2 separate regions of the Homo sapiens genome follow, and region 2 is linked to region 1. The links are chromatin loops, found by intact Hi-C in ENCODE. Cell type or tissue: ascending aorta. All regions are shown on one strand. Links, peaks and the distances in the headings refer to the core of each region. The heading gives the core; the rest is flanking DNA.

Region 1 (5,383 bases), core at 97-5,096:
TGGATAATTTTAGATGTTAATCTGGCTCCTCCCTTTCACATCTCAGATCGTTGTTACCAGGCTGCTTTCTCCTCATTCCCACTGCCTGTCACATTACCAAATGCAAGCAGGCTTCCGAATTGTTAGTCAGCTGATTAAACCCTCAAATTATTGGAGACATTTGCATGGGTAATTATGATTTATTTAAAAGCACTTTGTTTGCATTGCTCTTGTCTCAGTTTCTTCAAAGCCAATTACTGAAAAATTGATTGGATTGGTTTGATTTTTGAAATCATTTGGAACTTCAGAACACATCCCTTTGCATAATTTTTTTGAAAGTAAAACCAAAACAAAACAAAATGGAAGGAGTTCTCTTTGAAAATCTGTATGCTTCATGTCTTTGGAACTTCTGTAGTATGCAAATAAGTGGTTAAAATTAGTAGTAGAAACAGTAATAGTTATTTTTCAATAGAAGGAGAGATCAGAGTAAATCAGTTAAATTCACTGTTTCAGCTCCATCTCATTTTGCAAAGTTACCTGTACTTAGTAGGGCAATTTTTTTTTTTCTAATTCTGTTGGACTTCTAAGAACTAGAAGGATTATTAGCCAGGATGCTGGCAATAATACTGCCCTATATCAAAGGAGATTATTTTTCTGATGAATATGTTGATACTTCATTATTTAAATCCTCTTTTGGAAGAATCCAAAACTGACCAATCTAATACTGAATTCTACCATCTACTGTAGAAAATACCTCCATGAGTGTCTTAGTTTAAGCTACTATAATAAAATACAATAGACTGGGTGATCTAAACAACAGACATTTATTTCTCATACTTCTAGAGGCTGGGAAGTCCAAGAGCAGATTCGGTTCCTGGTGAGGACCCTCTTTCTCATTTTCTTCTCACTGTGTCTTCAAATAGATAAGAGATAGAGAAGAGAGAGAGAGAAAGAACTCTTACCTCTCTTCCTCTTCTTATAAGGACACAAATCCCATCATGGGGGCCCCATGCTCAAGACTTCATCTAACTTTAACTACCTTGCAAATATCCCACATCCAAATACCATCACATTGGAGTTAGAACTTCAACATAAGAATTTTGGGAGGACACAATCATTTAGCCTATGATAATGAGGTTCTGACTTTGTATCTACTCCTTCCCAAACCATGCCCACAAAAAGTCTCAAAATATTGCCTTTGGCTTATCCATTCACTTTTTATAAGCGATTCCAAAACAGAAGATACAATTACCATTGGTTTCTTAGGATAGACAGTTGCTTTAAAAATATTGTAAGCAAATAATTGTTGGGTATTTATTACTTAAAAGTTAATAATTTATGTATAAATTACCAACAGCTCATTTCTATATGATAAGGGTGTCTCAGAAAGACATTTTGGAATAATACATTCCTGTAATTCTTTTTTTTTTTTTTTTTTTGAGGTGGAGTCTTGCTTTGTTGCCCAGGCTGGAGTGTAGTGGCGGGATCTTGGCTCACTGCAACCTCCGCCTTCTGGGTTCCAGCCATTCTCCTGCCTCAGCCTCCTGAGTAGTTGGGATTACAGGTGCCCACCACCACACCCAGCTAATTTTTGTTTTTTTTAGTAGACACGGGGTTTCACCATGTTGGCCAAGCTGGACTTGACCTCCTGACCCCAAGTGATCCGACTGCCTCAGCCTCCCAAAGTGCTGGGATTACAGGCGTGAGTCACTGCACCCAGTCTTTTTTTTTTTTTTTTAAGAAACTGGGTCTTGCTCTGTGCCTCAGGCTGAAGTGCAGTGGCACAATCATAGCTCACTGCAGCCTCAAACTCCTTGGCTCAAGCGATCCTTCTTCCTCAGCCTCCTGAGTAGCTGGGACTATAGGCATGCTCCACCACACCCAGCTAGTTTTTTAGTATTTTTTTGTAGGGATGGTGTCTCACCATCTTGCCCAGGATGGTCTTGAATGCCTGGCCTTAAGTGATCCTCCTGTCTCGGCCTCCCAAAGTGCTGGGATTAGAGGCATGAGGCACTGTTCCTGGCCTAATTCGGTTTATTAAAGGACCCCAGGCCGGGCACGGTGGCTCATGCCTATAATCCCTGCACTTTGGGAGGCCAAGGCAGGTGCCTCACAAGGTCAGGAGTTCAAGACCAGCCTGGCCAAGGTGGTAAAACCTCGTCTCTACTAAAAATACAAAAATTAGCCGGGCTTGCTGGCAGGGGCCTATAATCCCAGCTACTCAGGAGACTGAGGCAAAGAATTGCTTGAACCTGGAGGTGGAAGTTGTAGTGAGCCAAGATTGCGCCACTGTACTCCAGCCTGGGTGACAGAGCAAGACTCCATCTCAAAAAAAAAAAAAAAAAAAAACAGAAATGGACCCCATAGTCATTCTATCCTTCCAAAGACAAAGATGTTCAAAGATGCCTCTGTGGGAACCCGTTAATTCCATAAGGAGCGTTTTCACTAAGAATATAATGAATCCATGCCAAAAAAGAAAAAAGACAATATAGTACTTATGATTTTATATATTACTAATGGAACTGGAAGTAAAAATAATTACTATTTAATTACAGAAATGTGTACTCCAATGCACAAATGCCTGATAGAGGATAATGACGTTGGACACCAAAAACGTTCTGTGGCTGCTGGGGACATTTGGCAATAATTTACATGTTTAATTGAGTTGCTGTGAAAGGCTCATTGTGCAATTACATGTTCACTTAGGTGCTCAGATAGATACTGGAAATGCCTAGGTTTCACTTGTACCTATTTCCCAAATTGCGCCTGCAACAAATGTGTCCATTTGCTTATGTGGGACTCTACATGTGATTGCACTCTACCGGGAGTTTAAAGTGCCTTCTGCCCTTAGGTTTGATGGCTCAGTCTTGCTTTGAGCACTATTGCGACGTAGACTATTTATGGGACAATATTGCCCTCTGGCAGTGAGGCAGCCAGTGGTTTTAATAACTGTTTTATGTCATTTTGACAGTTTTTAAACTAGTCACACCCAGCAGTTTAGGCCAGAAGGGAAACATCAGTGAATGCCTACAGGAGTTTTCTATTACAGAACTCGTACATGCATTTGTACCAGGAAAATGCTACAATTCTTGCTTTAAAGCAAAGCTGCCTTTCCCAAGAGGAGAACTGAATTTTTGCCGCGTAAAGCTTCAGAAAAGTGCAAATAATAATGACAATATTGTGCTCACAGGACAAACAGAGAATAGAACCATTCTCCCTTTGAGAAATTCATGACTGGAGTGCCACAAAGATCAACCCCACGTGAGCCAATCACAAAACATCTTCCTGTAATGCATGTTCAGACACTCGTGGGATCAAAAAAGGACCTCAGGGTCATATCTGATCCTTTGGATTGAATCATCGTGAGGAGTGTCTCGGCTTCACGAAAATGACCCAGAGCTGCTCGCTGAAGCTGGAGAAACCAAAGGCTTGACAGCAGCTGCCAATTCCTGGAGGGGTATCTCAGCTGCTTCTCAGCCACTTACGCAAAGGGAATGCCTCAAGAGAGCCAGGTGGGCTTTACCAGATGGGGCTGAAATTACAGGGAGTAGAGGCTCTGCTATGTTGAGAAGTGCAGCTTCGGCAGACAGCTGAGAAAGACACAGCTCAGTAGGCACCTGCCTTTCCAGCCCAGTGGCTGCTGCAGGAAACATTTCTGGGATCACAGAAGGCAACTCTGGATCTCATCTTGGTCATTGGGACAGGAAAACCAGGCACTGCACGGCAACCCCACGCATTCCTTCCTTGCTTCCCACTGCGGAATAGGTCATGCATCTCTGGGGGCAGAGTGCAGGGAGAGAGGGCAGGAGGACTCCCCAGGAGAGGGAGGAGAAGATAAAAGTAGCAATTTATGCTTTTACTTCAAGCATGCACACACCGACATCTAGCAAAATGCCTGGAAGTACCCTGCACACTGTTTTTCAGCTCATATTTCCTGAGTGACCTTATGTGAATGGACACAGACACTGTGGTTCAAAAGGGACCAAATTCGCAATTCTATTTCAATAAAACAAAAATTAGGGATTTTGAAGTTAAGATGAGATATGAAGAAAGCCAAAAAGGAATATTACCACAGAAGGAGAAAAAACAAAAAGGCTAGATTCAGAAAACTGAGTTTAAATGAAACCTAGAAAGGAATTTCAGACTCTGCATATATTGAAACTATCAAGAGTCCATAACATGAATGAAATATACTGCGTACAGTCATTTAGATAAAAGTGTTTTTTGTTTCGTTTTATTTTGTTTTGAGACGGAGTCTCACTCTACTGTCCAGGCTGGAGTGCAGTGGTGTGATCTTGGCTCACTGCAACCTCTGCCTCCCTGGTTCAAGTGATGCTCCTGCCTCAGCCTCCCAAGTAGCTGGGATCACAGGCACGCACCACCAGGTCCAGCTAATTTTTATATTTTTAGTAGAGATGGGGTTTTACCATGTTGGCCAGGCTGGTCTCAAACTCCTGACCTCAGGTCATCTGCCTGCCTTGGCCTCCCAAAGTGCTGGGATTATAGGCCTGAACCTCTGTGCCCGGCCAAAAGTTTTGAATTTTTAAAACTTATCCTGTTTAAAAATAAGCTAAATTATTATCACTCAAATACAACCTCAGTGCAAAAGGGAAGAATTTAGCTTAGTAAATAATTAAGGCAATTGTTTTAATTGTGCAAGAGATAACAAAAATCGCTTCAATGATCTGATCAATTGAGGGGGAGAAAAAGGCTATTAAAGCCTATTTTAACCATCAAGAGTATGTGTTACACGTATATCCACATTTTGTTATAGGCAAAATTCAAGAACATTAAGCATGTCACTGAACATGAAACTAAGACATGAGGAGACAGGGTTGGGGCTATGGTGTGGTGACTCAGATTTTACAGAAGATCCAATCCAGAAAAGCTAGAGCGCTTTTCCCCAAAATATGTACCAGTCTCGGCCAACCGCTCAATCACTAAGCCTTGCAAATAACCTATTTTCCAAATGATTTCAAAAGAAAATAATGCCTGCCAAAGCAAAGCAACTCATTTTCCCCAGTAATGACTGCAGGAAGACCTTTGATTTCCTTCTCAGCTTCTAAAGCTTTCTTTAAATTTCCCTATTTACACACAGTGTTTCACCTCACAGATTCTCCTTTCAACAGCTGTGTGGGACAGGAATGATGCCCAAGGACATGCAGCCCATAGGTTTTATTTTGTTTTCTTTGGGTAATTTTTTGGGCAGAGGTGATATGATTTCTATCTGAAGCATTTAAGGAAGAAATTGAGTATGCCAATTTTGACAGATGATAGAATAAAAGCCCCAGCTATTTCTAGGTTTGAATAATAATAATAATGGAAATAATGGCAATAACAATAACAATGATAACAAGTGCCATAACTTCTTAGGAGAATACTACAGACTACTGTTCATACATTT
Region 2 (5,383 bases), core at 89-5,088, 170 kb after region 1:
AGCTTAGATAGCAGGAATGTCATCTATGTTAATCTTTTGATCTGGATGGTTGTATTGTGGTTATGAAAAAGAATGTCCTTGTTTGTAGAAGATATATACTAAAGTATTCAAGGCTGATGGGCATGATTAGGACATGATTATGTCTGCAACTTACTCTCAAATGGTTCAGGAAAAAAAAGTTCTTGTCCTGTTCTTGCAACATTCTGTTGCTTAAAATTATTCCAGAATAAAAATACCTTTAGCAATAAACACAAAACTTTAGAGTTGTAGCACTGCACTCACTTGATATGAGTGCCAGAGGGGTTTGATTCTCAATATTTGTTGTGTTCAATGTTAATTGAGTTAATCCAGATGAGATTATCATTTCCCACATTTTTGCTGATTCATAATTTACATATCTTACCCAGACAATAAATAGTTACATTTCTAAGTAGGCAGTAGTAGGCCCCAACATCAGCTAAGGCTGGGTTGAAACTGTCCCCTGCTGCCATCACTTGCTAGCTGTGGAATCTTAACACGCCTGTGTCTCAGTTGTCTCATCCATGAAATGCAGATAATAAAACCTGCCTCATGCAGTTTTTATGAGAATGAAGTTTGATAACCTTTGCAAAGCATTTAGACACTGAGTGGAACATATGCAATATTCAATAAGTGTTAGCTGGTATTAGCTAATATTCTGTTGCTCATAGAGCTCTATAGTTAAATAAACCATAAACATCATTATATTGATGGCAGTGCAGACTCTTTAAGAGCATTCCTCTGTTATATCAGCTAATTTTACTTTTCAAATATGTACCTTCTAGAGAATTTTGGAACATATGAGATGAAAATATAGATGGGGAAATACAAAATTAAAGACTAGATTTTTTTATAAAAGAGTGCTAATTTTTTTTAAAGTTAACTTAAAGCCTTCCTGAGCTGACAAAAATAAACATGTGTATTAATCAGCTATTGCCATAATAATGCTGTGCAATAAATCACCCCAAAATGCAGTCCCCTACAACAAAAATATTTATTCTCATGCTCACAGGTCTGTAAGATGACTATGGTTCAGCTGATGTAGGCTGGGCTCAGTGGGGTGGTTCTACTGCAAGCTGTGAGTTGCTTGGGCTTGGTTCCAGACTGTGACTTGGGTTCAAACTTGCTCCATGTATCTCTCATCCTCCTTAAGCCAAGAGCTACAGGGGCATCTTCTTGTCATGGCAAATGTCAGGAACACAAGCAACAAATCCTTTTATGCAGTGCATGTAAATCCTTTGCTCACATTCTCTCCACTAGCATTTCATTAGCTAAATTAAGTCCCATGGTCAAGTCCAACATCAATGGCATGGAAATATTCTCTGCTCACAGTGGGAGGACACTGATTTTATATATATATATATACACATATACACACAATCTTATTATAGGGGACTGAAGAATTAAGACCAATAATCTAATCTGCAAAGCACTGGTTTTGAATTGTCCGTAGTCTGTCTGTGCCCAGAAATCTATAGACCTTTAGAAGAAAAGACAGCAGTATACCAGCAGGAAGTACACATCAGATTGTTTCCCCAGTATAGCGATGGATTTATTTAGACTTACGTCTTGTTTATCTTCCTGTCACCATGTAGCGTTCACAAAAGGAACTACAAATATCAGGATAGCAATCCGTGATCATGTTGTTGAGATTTTGCCCTTACAAAACTCTCCCATGTAGAGTCAAACATGGACTGCTTTCTTATCATAGTCACGTTGCAGCAGGAGCCTCTTATTTTATTTCTATAAAATTTCTGAAATGTTCTTGCAAACAGTACACATTTGATAAATATTGGTTGAAAGAGTAGGAGGCAGAGTACTAATATGGGAGAAATTAGAAGGACACAACCAGTAGAATTCTCACAGGTTTCTGTGCTTTTTCAGCATGGGAAAGTAAAGTGTTATATCACACTCGACATGAATGCTATGGAAATTTATCATCTGAAATAAATATGTGATCTTAAAGGAATATTAACTGAGAACATTTAGCTTCTATGTGGCATTATTTAAGCTAACAAAATAGCCTCGCACTTCCCTATATTTCTTCACCGTTATTGTAAGGCTTTTAAAATCCCTTCTGGAAACCTCAAGTTTACACATCCCTCTACTTAATTTTTCATTGTTTATGTGCTTCCTGTGACGATAGCTAGACAGACAAGGCTGATAAAAAAGAAAGCTTGTCCTTATCAAAGACTTACGGGTAACTGTGTTAATGTGCCTTGCTTTTTCTACCAGTGGAAGCCCCCTATTTCACTAAGAACTCACCCATTTGCAGCATTTAAAATGGATGGAAAGTTATAAGCCAGCCAAAATGTCCTTCTAAAAGAATGAAATGAATACTAATCTAATTGCCCAAGAATGCATATGCTGGGCTTGGAAAATAAGCCTTCTACATTGGTTCCCCCTGCTGGATTTGAGGATGCACTGTCTTGGAAATTGATGAAAGCAATATACCTGGACCGTTTTATCTGAGGACATGTTACTGGAATGGCAAATCCAGCATTCTTCTAGAAAGCATTTGCTCTGTGATAAATGTGCCAAGTGTTTCTTGAGTTTGCTTCCCCAGGGCAGAAATACTGCAAATAGAAAACAGTGCCGCTGAGACTCAAAGAGAAAACAAAAGCATGCCACTCAGATGTCTGTTCTAGGGAGGGGGGTAGCACACAAGGAACTAAGGGTAAAAACCCAGAAGCAGTAGACTAGGTAAACTGCCAGACTGGTTGTTACTATTAGAAAGCTGGATTTCAGGGTCTGACCATGGATTTCCTTCTTATGCATTTACAACTATTAGAACCAATTCCTCACCTTTCTGTAATTTAACTGCTGTTTTTCTTTCCCTTCTTATCTTCCTCACTTCATAAGTAATCTCCCTACCCCTACTCTGTAGAAGATGTGGTAACCAGAGTACTTTCAAAGGAAGCTTGTCACCTGCAAACTTCATGGCTATTGTGAAATGTGTTAAAAGGTCTGTCTTTTGAGGGAGACAGAGAAGCTGGCAGATTTTTCCTGCTTGACTCAGAGTCCATTTGGTGGGAGGAAAGGGACAGATATTGGCTAAGTTTTTGGCACATGCTCCTGCACCAACTTGGCCTTGTTAAGACAGCAAGAACAGCAGAAGTGACTATTTCCTCCCTAGAGCAAAGGCCAATGCTGTTTCCTTCATGGAGAACCAGAACAGGGAAAATATCAGATAATCATGTAGTACTTGTAAATATGCCATTTAGAACACTGAATTTAAGTGGCATGCAGAGCCACCCCAGGTTCTCATATTATATTCAGGCCAGGTGTGGTGTCTTATGCCTGTAATCCCAGCAGTTTGGGAGGCTAAGGTGGGAGGATTGCTTTAGGCCAGGAGTTCAAAACCAGCCTAGGCAACAAAGCAAGACCCTTTCTCTCCAAAAAAATAAAAAATCAGTCAGGCTTGGTGGCATGTGCCTTGTAGACCCTGCTACTCAGGAGGCTGAGGTGGGAGGATCGCTTGAGTCCAGGAGTTAAAGGCTGCAGTGAGCTATGAACATGCCACTGCACTCCAGGCTGGACAACACAGCAAGGCTCTGTGTCTATTAAAAAAAAAAAAAGTAGTTATATTGTGTCCACCGTCACAAACGGCACAGGGCTAACCCAACACAGGGGGTCCTGTACGTATATTTATTAACTGCATTCTTCGCCAACCTCAGAGTATCATTCTTTTTTCTTTTTTTGTCCTTCTATTATAAACTTTTTTTCCCCATTTAGGTCAAATCTAAATGTTTCCCCATCTGAAACTTTCTTCAGTAGGTCGTTTTCCAGAGCTGCAGGTAAAATGCTTCCCCACTGCTTCTGAGGCTTTTGTTTCAGCTCTGCTACTAGTGGCCTCCTCTTGGGAGGATTCTCTTGCCTCGGAATTAAGAGTTGGTAGGAGGAGGAGATGGCGGGTCAAAGCACTCAAGCAAGACAACGTTAAGTGATTCAGTCCTGCTTGTGGGTCAGGAATTTTTAAAGGGCTCAGCTGGATGTCTCTTCTGCTCCTTGTGACACTGGCTGAGGTCACCGCTCAGCTGCATTTGGTTGGCAGCTGGCAGGGTGGAAAGGTTCAAGAAGGCTTGGCTCACAGGTCTGGCCCTTCATGCTCCCCACACATCTTTTCTCCCTCTCTCCATGTGTCTCCCTCCATTTGGCAGGCCAGCTTCAACTTCTTTACAGCATGGGGATTGGCTTCCCAGGGGGAGAAAGTAGAGGCTGCCAGGTCTTGCAGGGTAGCTTGTAGGTCCCAGAATATCACTTCCACCATATTTCATTGGTCTAAAGAAGTTTCACAGCCAGTCAGGACTTAAAGAGAAGGAATGGGCTCCACTCCTTCAGAGACAAAGCATTTGTGGCCATCTTTAACCCACATGAATATAGGTTGGTAACTTCTGCTTCTGTTTTCTGTACTTCACTATATGTTTTATACTTTATTCTTATGTCTTTGTATAAATTCATCATTTTTATTTGCTTCATTTTCCAAACCAAAAGCAATTTGGAGACCCTCCCAGCAATGAGTTATAAAACCATGCCTATACTTAACCTTCAAAAAGCTTATTATTTCTACAGATAAATCCACAGATATAGTAGCTATTTTAAGAAAAAAGAAAGTTTCAGATAGTTGCTAATATACAGCCTTCATTGCACCTGACCAGTTATTTTTCAGATAGCTATATATGATAGCATAAACTCAACCAACATAATCTGTTCAAGACAAAATATTTTATAGCATAGGTATGTTAGACTGCCATATGGAAGTTAAGTGAAAATTGACCTTTTTTTTGCAGCATATATCATACAGAGAAATAAAGGGCGAGAAACTTAGCCAACCTTCCTTACACAGTGCATGTTACTTAAGTCAAGGGAGAAAAGTGGACTGGAGTTGAAGTTTCTATTATATTTTGGGAAATGCCGAGCAAGGAGAGACTTGTTACCGGGACTGCTGAGTGAATTTTGTTTACTGCGGTTAAACATTTCATCTAGCAAATCATGTGAGAAGGGATGAGTATAAATGCACTTATTTATGTAGGTAATTTTTCTGTTTCATGCCTCTGATTCATCTCTCTGCCTGGCTTTATGGGGAGTCATGCTACATTGGTTACAATTAATTTCAGTGCTGCATATTAGCCGTAAAGAGATATTTCACAAATTGACTTGATGCATTTTTTTTCCTCTGTGGTTTTCTTGAAAGATGAGAACGGTCCAGAGGAGAAGCAAAGTGTGGAAGAAATGGAAGAGCAGAGCCAAGATGCAGGTAGGCTCAGATTTCTTTTGAGAAGTCACCTAGGCCTCATCTGCAGAGGTGAACAGTAACTTCACTCAATGCTATTGTCTGAAAATGCTTATACATTTCACCAGATGA

What was found. Peaks named below come from ENCODE experiments on the same cell type or tissue, not always from the same donor. Only the 100,000 strongest peaks of a DNase experiment are listed, where the experiment ranks them.
Region 2: a loop joins it to region 1, with 3 times the contacts of the local background. A loop is called at or near these places in 2 of 110 quality-filtered maps.

The regions. Positions count from the first base shown.
Region 1 is chr20:15,756,839-15,762,221 of GRCh38, forward strand. The region is part of intron 8 of MACROD2 (mono-ADP ribosylhydrolase 2); the gene reads left to right. Among named protein-coding and RNA genes, the nearest start is that of KIF16B, 810 kb to the right of the region's middle. In ascending aorta, for the core only: a CTCF peak has its summit at 2,909; no DNase peak of the experiment used is centred there; H3K27ac peaks cover 1,229 bases.
Region 2 is chr20:15,928,064-15,933,446 of GRCh38, forward strand. MACROD2 (mono-ADP ribosylhydrolase 2) reads left to right here. Exons shown (of 18, transcript NM_001351661.2): 11 at 5,213-5,275. The region is part of intron 1 of LOC613266 (a long non-coding RNA gene); the gene reads right to left. Among named protein-coding and RNA genes, the nearest start is that of KIF16B, 640 kb to the right of the region's middle. In ascending aorta, for the core only: a CTCF peak has its summit at 2,442 (motif pointing left); a DNase peak (open chromatin) is centred at 3,073; H3K27ac peaks cover 583 bases.